Regions from separate parts of the Homo sapiens genome. Here region 1 is linked to region 2. A link is an interaction called in ENCODE POLR2A ChIA-PET data of the cell type or tissue named here. Cell type or tissue: OCI-LY7. All regions are shown on one strand. Links, peaks and the distances in the headings refer to the core of each region. The heading gives the core; the rest is flanking DNA.

Evidence for each region. ChIA-PET counts read pairs that join two places held together with the same protein. Peaks named below come from ENCODE experiments on the same cell type or tissue, not always from the same donor. Only the 100,000 strongest peaks of a DNase experiment are listed, where the experiment ranks them.
Region 1: POLR2A ChIA-PET joins it to region 2 with 6 read pairs; 4 of 35 experiments call an interaction of 5 or more read pairs at or near these places.

The regions. Positions count from the first base shown.
Region 1 is chr2:64,785,106-64,789,492 of GRCh38, reverse strand. LOC105374776 (a long non-coding RNA gene) reads right to left here. Exons shown (of 3, transcript XR_002959393.2): 2 at 141-386. Among named protein-coding and RNA genes, the nearest start is that of LINC01800, 76 kb to the left of the region's middle. RefSeq lists an enhancer at 4,285-4,387. In OCI-LY7, for the core only: no CTCF peak of the experiment used is centred there; no DNase peak of the experiment used is centred there.
Region 2 is chr2:64,623,383-64,627,769 of GRCh38, reverse strand. No RefSeq gene overlaps it. Among named protein-coding and RNA genes, the nearest start is that of SERTAD2-AS1, 11 kb to the left of the region's middle. RefSeq lists enhancers at 1,421-1,560, 2,264-2,323. In OCI-LY7, for the core only: a CTCF peak has its summit at 2,174 (motif pointing right); DNase peaks (open chromatin) are centred at 1,369 and 2,199; H3K27ac peaks cover 931 bases.

The sequences.
Region 1 (4,387 bases), core at 202-4,201, 160 kb before region 2:
CTGCCTCAGCCTCCTGCGTAGCTGGGATTACAGGCATGCTCTACCACGCTCGGCTAATTTTTGTATTTTTTAGTAGAGACGGGGTTTTGCCATGTTGGCCAGGCTAGTCTTGAACTCCTGACCTCAGTTGATCCGCCCACCTCGGCCTCCCAAAGTGCTGGGATTACAGGCATGAGCCACCGCGCCCAGCCAAATAATATAGAATGTTATTCCTCTCTCATGCAACACTACAAAACAGGAAGGACGTCCTCAGCTCCATGAAGTTCTCCAGGGACCCTGGAACTCCTCCCCTGCCTTACAGCTTCCATCCTTGTGTCTAAGATTGTTGCTCCGGTTGTCCTCTTCTTGGTCACAGCTGGCTACCAGCACCATATTGGAGTTCCAACCTGTAGGAAAGAGAATATGGAGGGCAAGAAACTTAATGCTATGGACTGAATGTCTTCCACCCAATGCCCATTCTTATGTTGAAATCTTAATCCCTAAGGTGATAGTATTAGGAAGCGTGGCCTTTGAGAGGTGATTAGGTCACAGGGTAGAACCGTCGTGCATGGGATTAATACCCTTATAAAAGAGGCCAGAGAGAAACCCTTTGCCCCTTCCACCATGTGAGGACAAATGAGACACAGAATCTGCTGGTGCCTTGATCTTGGACTTCCCAGCTTCTAGAACCACACACACACACAAATTCTGTTGTTAAGGCTACCATTCAACTTAGGAATCCTATTACTGAGGAAATATACTCCAAGGAAAATAAATTGTTCTACCAAAAGGGCACACGTACTTGTATGTTCATTGTAGCTACTATTCACACCGTATCTCTGTTGCAAAAGCCCTATATAGTCACTGGCTGGCTTGACACCGCAAGCAGAAACTCTGTGGTCACACTGCCTTCTCTTCTGTCTGTGTAATGCCCCTCCACTTTTATCTTATAAGGACATGTGTGATTGCATTTTTAGGGCCCATCTAAATATCCAGGATAATCTCCCCATCTTGAGATTCTTAACCACATCTACAGGCTACTATTCACAATAGCAAAGACATGAAACCAATCTAGGTACCCATCTATGGTGGACTGGATCAAAAACATGTGGTACATATACACCATGGAATACTACCCAGCCATAAAAAAAGAACAAAATCATGTCCTGTGCAGCAACATGGATGCAGCTGGAGGCCATTATCCTAAGCAAATTAACACAGGAACAGAAAACCAAATATCACATGTTCTCATTTATAAGAGGGAGCTAAACACTGGGTACATATTGAAATAAAGATGGGAATAATGGACAGTGCAAATTCCTGGAGGAGGGAGGGGCGTGGGCTAAAAAACTACCTATTGGGTTCTATGCTCACTACTTGGGTGACAGAATCTACCCCACATCTCAGCATCACGTGATATACCCATGTAACAAACCCGCACAGGTACCCCTCGAATCTAGAATAAAAGTTGAAAAAAAATTAAATTAAAAATGTGTGTTGTTTACAAGCCACCCAGTTTATGGTGCGGTGTGTTATCACAGCAGTCTCAACTCACAAAGACATGATTTTGAAACTCGGGAAGCCGAAGTTACATCACTTCTAGTCATTGGCCATGCCTAGTCACAGGGCTACTCTCAGTTATAAGGGAAGCTGGGAAATGTAGTCTCTACCTATATGGTCATGTGTCCAGCTAAAATCCAAGGATAAGGGTTGTATTAGTTTCCCATGGCTGCTATAATGAATTACTAAAAACTTGGTGACTTAAAAGAACAAAAAAATTTATCCTCTGACAGTTCTGGAGGTCTGGAGGCCAGAAGTCCAAAATCTGTGTCAGCCAAAACCCAAAGTGTTATGAGGGTTGTAGTCCTTAACAGAAGCTCCAGGGGAGAATCCCTTCCTTGTCTCTTTCAAATTCTGGGTGCTGCTGGCATTCTTTAGTTTGTGGCCACATCACTCCAGTCCTTGCCTCTGTGGTCACACTGCCTTCTCCTCTTCTGTCTGTGTAATGACCCTCCACTTTAGTCTTATAAGGACATGTGTGAATGCATTTTTAGGGCCCATCTAAATATCCAGGATAATCTCCCCATCTTGAGATTTTTAACCACATCTGCAAAAATCTTTTCTCCAAATGAGATAACATGACAGGTTCCAGGGATTTGGACGTGATATTCTGGGGGGTTGTTATTTAGCCTACTGTGGGTACTCAATTACCAAGAGGAAGAAGGAGAGAATGGCCACTGCAGTACCCAGCAATCAACATCGGGAAACTCCCGTCGTTGCAGTGAGCCTCACCCAAAGCTGAGTACCAAAGACAGTCTCCTGCTCTTCAGGTTCTCCCAGTTGGGTTCTAGATTGGTATGGAGCCTGGGGGCAGGGATATGTCCTGGCTGGCACACACGACCCTGCCATGGAATGGAGGGCCCCTATGCAGAGGAAGCAAGCAGCCAGGTAGTCGGTGCCTGGTAAACTGCATCATCCACAGTGAGAAAGCTCCATGAGTGTTACCTGAGGACACATGAGGTTCTCAGACCAATAAGTACATACTGAGGCCTTGGCAAGTTTCTGTGAGCAGGTCACAGTCCCTTGAGACAGAAAGGGTGCCTTTCACCCCCACATCTTTTACCATCCTCACCCTCATTCCCCCAAAACACCAGTCTAGATGCTTGTTAGTGGAACAAAGAAATCCCCTTTCACTCACTTCCCCAATTCCACTCCCCAGAATTAACCACTGTGAAGTTTGATCCTTCCTGATTATCCTCTTTATAAATACACACAGACAGAGGAAAATATAGAGGTGCCTGTTTGCATAAATGGAGTTATGCCATACATGTATATTTTATTTGTTCACTTAATAATATATCATAGATGTTGTTGCTTGTCAATGATAATACCAAATTTCATGCTCAGTTGTGCCAGGCAATATACCAAGCTCTGTAATTTTTTTTATTTCATGTCACCTCTCAACCATCTCATTAGGCAGGTGCTATTATAGTCACCTCTTAAAGTTGACAAAACAGTCACAGAGAGCTTAAGTGACTTGCCCAAGGTCAATCAGTTGATAAGTTGCAGAGCTAGGATTTGAACCCAGATTGGTCCTTCCAATCCAGGTAGGACTTCAATTTTTGCTAGCTCCTTTTGCTGTTGATTATGTTTCTGCCACAGACATTCCTTTTTTTTTTTTTTTTTTTTTTTTTGAGACGGAGTCTTGTTCTGTCACCCAGGCTGGAGTGCAGTGGCGCGATCTCGGCTCACTGCAAGCTCCGCCTCCCAGGTTCATGCTATTTTCCTGCCTCAGCCTCCTGAGTAGAGTAGCTGGGACTACAGGCGCCCGCCACCGCGCCCGGCTAATTTTTTTGTATTTTTAGTAGAGACAGGGTTTCACTGTGTTAGCCAGGATGGACGCAATCTCCTGACCTGGTGATCTGCCCGCCTCAGCCTCCCAAAGTGCTGGGATTACAGGCATGAGCCACCGCGCCCAGCCTCTGCCATAGACATTCTTGTAAGCCCTTGTCATACAGCCCCTCCACTGGGGACTGCATCAGCTACTGCACCAGGTAAGCTCAACGTTTGCATCACCACCTCTTAGACTTCCCCAGAAGCTGCTGTGGTCTCCCTGGCTACTGGACTGCTGACTGTCCTGTAGAACACTTGGCCCCAGCTGCCCTGGCTGGCTTGTGCTGGGAAGGATCCTTCAATTCCATTCCAGAGGTTGTACCTGCCCTAGTCCCAACTCCTTTCCTAATCTTCTCTCAGCCTCCACACTTGTGCTCCGAAGCCCTAAAGGGTTTGACCAAACATCTGTAGCCCCTGCTCAGATAACTTGACCGTGCCTGGCATTTCTGCTTGAAAAGCTAGTCATGAACGGTGGCTTTAGACCCTCCCCTGGGGCTCTGAGTGGGCACTGCTCCCCTCTGCTGCTGTAGCAAATAGAAGGTTTTTGTGATGGTCAGGGGCATGTGTCAACCTTTTGTCTTGGGTCTCCCCTTTGGCCTAGAGCAGGTAGCAAGGGCCTAGTGAGAACTCTGCTCCTTTTCTGGGGCTGTAACCATGGAAACAGATGCCATCAAGGGGATGCAACCTCCTTTCTGCCTGCCCTCACTCCGCAGGTGCTCACCTTCTAGGTGGTGCTCTCCCTCCTATTTGCCCCCTTGCCTCCATCCCTCCCTCCCATCAAAAACTTCTCTTGTGCACATGCAGGTCAAGTGGCTATAATGTGAGACCCTGAGCCCATAGTCTCGAGTCGCCCTCAGGAAGAACAAGGACTTGGATATGAGGGTGGATGACCCCCTCATCAATGTCAGACATAGATGCTGGCAGTTGCTCCTGTGGTAGACAGGAGTTCTCTTCAGATAATTTGGAGCTGGGGGTCTGACCCTGGACCTTCAGAGGCTAAAGGCTGTCCTTGGGG
Region 2 (4,387 bases), core at 280-4,279:
ATGCCATCCAGGCCTCGAGGATTTTACAAAAGCTCTCGGGTGGGAGGCGAGCGCTGTTCTATGGTGCCAGCCTTCGAGGCTTCTGGATAGTGCGGCCGTGTACATGATCCTGGAGACACACATGCCCGCATTGTCCTTGGAACTGGAACTGGGAAACCCCACCACAGCAGGCTGGCTGCCCCAGCCCCACAGCCCGCCAGGCGGCCTCCCTCCCTCCCTCCCCTCTCAGGCAGGGCAGCTAAGCTGCCAGCTGCTAGCAAGGCCTATTGTTCAGCAGTGACAAGAAATGGCTGCAGAGCACAGCACCCTCCTGGAGAGAGGCTGGAGGCGGAAGGGGGAGGGTGGGGTGAGCTGGGGAAATGTCCCTGACACCGGCTTCCCTGGGGCGCTGGCCTGCGTGCCCAGGAGGAGTCAGGGACAAACACATCGCTTGTGCGGGGTCTGTCCCCTCCTTCCTTAGGGCCTCACAGACTTCTTTTTCATTTGTCTTCTCGGGACGTGATGATGGGTGGAAGTGTGTGGCCGTGTTTTCGTGGGTCAATGTAGGGAGTCAGGCCTCCTCTAGAAAAAGATTTATGGTCACTTACTTCCCAGCTGATGGCCTGCAAGTAGTGCCAGGTGGCCAAGTGCGTTTGAAAGAGGCTGCTCCTGTCAGTCCAGCCCATGCTCTGAGTGGAATGCACTCCCTGGGCCTGGAGAGGCTCCCGTGGAGCTGAGGGGCCTGACGTTTGTGGGTAGCTTCATGGCGTCTGAGCGCCTCACACACATTTGCTTTTTTTTTTTTTGAGACGAAGTCTCGCTCTGTAACCCAGGCTGGAGTGCAGTGGTGTGATCTTGGTTCACTGCAACCTCCGCCTCCCGGGTCCTGGTTCAAGCAATTCTCCTGCCTCAGCCTCCTGAGTAGCTGAGATTACAGGCATGTACCACCATGCCCAGCTAATTTTTGTATTTTTAGTAGAGACGGGGTTTTACCATGTTGGCCAGGCTGGTCTTGAACTCTTGACCTCGTGATCCGCCCAACTCAGCCTCCCAAAGTGCTAGGATTACAGGCTTGAGCCACCGTGCCTGGCCCATTTGCTTTCTTTGATTCTCATGGCAGTTCTGGAGGAGGTGGCAGGGGAGGGAGGCTCTGCAGACGTGGGGACACTGAGGAGCAGAGGGCATGGGCCACTGAGTACAGAAGTGGCACAGACAGAAGAGCAGGTCCCAGACCCAGGCCCCTCCCTTTATCACCCTCAGGTGGCGGCTTTCGGGCTTAGAAAAAACAGCCAGAAATTTACGAAAAAATCAAGGTCTATAAGTGAGCCATGGAGCCAGAAGCCACATATTCTGTTGGGGCTTTGTAACAGGGGCAGGGTGGGAACTGAAACCATTCTGAGCTTTGATTCTGTCCTTTCTGTCCCTGATACCACCTCTCCTCCCGCTGCCCCAAACACACACACACTCAGCCATAGTGGAGGGGAAGAAGTGATGCAGCTACAGGTGGCCACTGTCTTCCTCAAACATTCCACCTAAGACAGAGTTAGGCACTTCCTGTGTTTCTTCTGCTTTTTTTTTGTTTTTGTTTTTGTTTTTGAGACAGGGTCTCATTCTGTCACCTAATGGCACGATCATAGCTCACTATAGCCTCTAACTCCTGACCTCAGCCATCCTCCCACCTCAGCCTCCCAAAGTGCTAGGACTACAGGCATGAACCACAGCACCCAGCCAGCACTTGCATTAATACAGCTTTGAGACAAACCCTGGGTCCCCTTCCAACCAGACTCTGCCTCTAAGCCTTGCCAATGCAGAAATTCTAGGGCCCCCATGCTCACTGGCATACATGCTGTCTCCCCACAACCGCCCCATCCTCTCTCTCCTTCCTCTCTCCCTGTCTCCCAGTCTCTCTCCCGCTCCTGCCCTCCATCTCTGACTCTGTGTCTCTGGCTCTTACTCCCATCCTCTCCCTTGCAGTGTCTGTCTCTGTCTCTCTTCTGCATTATTACTTGAAAGCAAGCTTTGCTGTGGCAGAGCAGCTGAGTCTGACCTTGGGACCTGGATAACACGGCCAGCCCCCTGCCCTCTTGAGGTCTGGGTTTTCTGGGTCTGACGTGCTGGGCTCCAACTTCTGGGCTTTGAGGCAGGTCTGGTGGGGTTGGGTAGCTCCAGGGCTCAGGTTCATTGAGGTCTGGGGTCCTCAGAGTCACCACAAGAGGGCCCCAGGACCCTTTGGGATGGAGGGGGGTGTCCAGGGCCTCAGTACTGCCCCGAGTACCTGGCTTCCCCATTTGGGGCTGCCTAGCTTGCAGGCTATGAGGTCATTGGGGTTAGAAGTTTTCTATCTCTGTTTTCTGAGTTGCCCAAGAAGCTCTGATTGGACCGTGTGCTGCAGGCATGGAAGGAGATTCTAGGCAGAGAGGCTGCCTGGGCTGGCTGAACCAGTGGGGTGCTGGGCCCTGGGGAAGGTGGGCTCTGAGGAGGCGTCCACTGCCTGGGAGGAGGATGGAAGCCGGTGGTACCAGCAGGGGTGGACAACAGAGTCTGTTTTTTTTTTTTGTTTTTTTTTTTTTTTTAAAGAGAGGGGGTCTCACCGCATTGCCCAGTCTGATCTTGACCTGCTGAACTCAAGCATTCCTCCTGCCTCAGCCTCCTGAGTCGCTGGGATTATAGGCGCCCTCCACTGCACTTCCACTGTCCCCTCTGCCCAGCTGAAAGGCAGCAGAGTCTTCAGTCATTTGTTCTAAGTGGTCTGTAAACAGACTGTGTGGCATGGGCAGGGGCTGCTTGGGGCCCCAAGTGAAGGCTGCGAGCCTGTGCTCAGGGAGATGGGGCCGGGGAGACCACCGGTGGAAAGCTCTTTGCCTTTACAGAAAGTGTGGGCTCTGGGCAGGGCCTTCTCTGGTCTCCCTTTCACAGATCCAAAAAGGGAAACTAAGGCCCTGAAAGGTTAGGCAAATTGTGCAAGGCAGCTGGAACCTGGGAGCTGGGGTCTGAGTGTGCCTGTGGGACTCTGCTCTGCCCTGCTGGACACATTTCCCCGCTGTCCTGGGGACCCGGGCCTCACTGTGGGTTATCGTGGAGATGCCACTATGCAGAAGGCTTAGACATGATCCCTGGCTTTCTCAAGGCTGGCCCAGAGGGGAATCAGGAACCAGGAATACTCTCTGGTCCCCAAACCCTAGTAGTCTGCTACTGTGGCCTGCCAGGCCCCTCAGCTTGGCTACAGGGAAGACAAGATGGTTAAGAGAGGATCTTTGGAAGAGAAAAGGGCTCACTCACACTCACTGAGGCCTATCCCCATGGGTCAAAACAGGCCAGAGGATAGAAAGAACTTGTCTGATGGCCGGTAGCCTCAGGAAGACTGGCTGGGGAGGCTGTGGGTCAGGAGCCCTGTGGCCCATTAGCTCATTTGCCGCTGCGCCCATCACAGCAGATGCACTACCACTTACCTAACTCATAACGCCCTTGGAGCCATTCTTGCCTTTCCCCTTTCCCACCCACACACACCCCATCAGCAATCCTGGTTTATTCTGCCTTCTGAATAGATGCAGGATCCACTGGCATCTCACCATCCCCACTGCCAGTCACCTCTCACCAGGATGATCACCACAGCCTCTGCACTGGCCTCCCTGCTCCCATCGTCGTTTGGATGTCTGTTCTCAAGACAGCACCCAGAGTGATCCTTTAGAAAATGAGTTAGCCGGCCAGGCGCGCTGGATCACTCCTGTAATCCCAGCACTTTGGGAGGCTGAGGCAGGTGGATCGCTTGAGGTGAGGAGTTCGAGACCAGCCTGGCCAACATGGTGAAACCCTGTCTCTACTAAAGATACAAAAATTAGCCAGGCATGGTGGAGAGCGCCTGTAATCCCAGCTACTCGGGAGGCTGAGGCAGGAGAATAGCTTGAACCCAGGAGGCAGAGGTTGCAGTAAGCCGAGATCATGCCACTGCTCTCCATCCTGGGCCACAGAGCGAGACTCCACCTCAAGGAAAAAAAGAAAAAAAAATGAGTTAGCTGTGTGCTTCCAAATAGGAGCACCTGGGGATTTGTGAGGATGCAGAGTCTAATCAGCAGGTCTGGGAGGGGACCAAGAGCCTGTGTGTTTAACAAGCTCTGCGTGTCTGGCGGTGCTGGCCCAGCATCAGGTTATGCTCCCTCTGTGTTCCAAGCACTCCATGGGCTTTTTTGGAGTAAAATCCAAAGTTCTTCTCCTGGCCTCTGTGGCCTCAGCTGCTCGTCCAATCCCACCGCTCCCCTCTCCCCTACTCTTTGTTCCAGCCCCACCAATCTTCTTGCTGTTCCTCAAGCACACTTAGCACGTTCTTGCCTCTTGGCCTTTGCACACACTGTTCCTTCTGCCTGGCACCCTCTCCCTTCTCCCAGGCTGCCTCCCAGGCCTTTCCCGACCG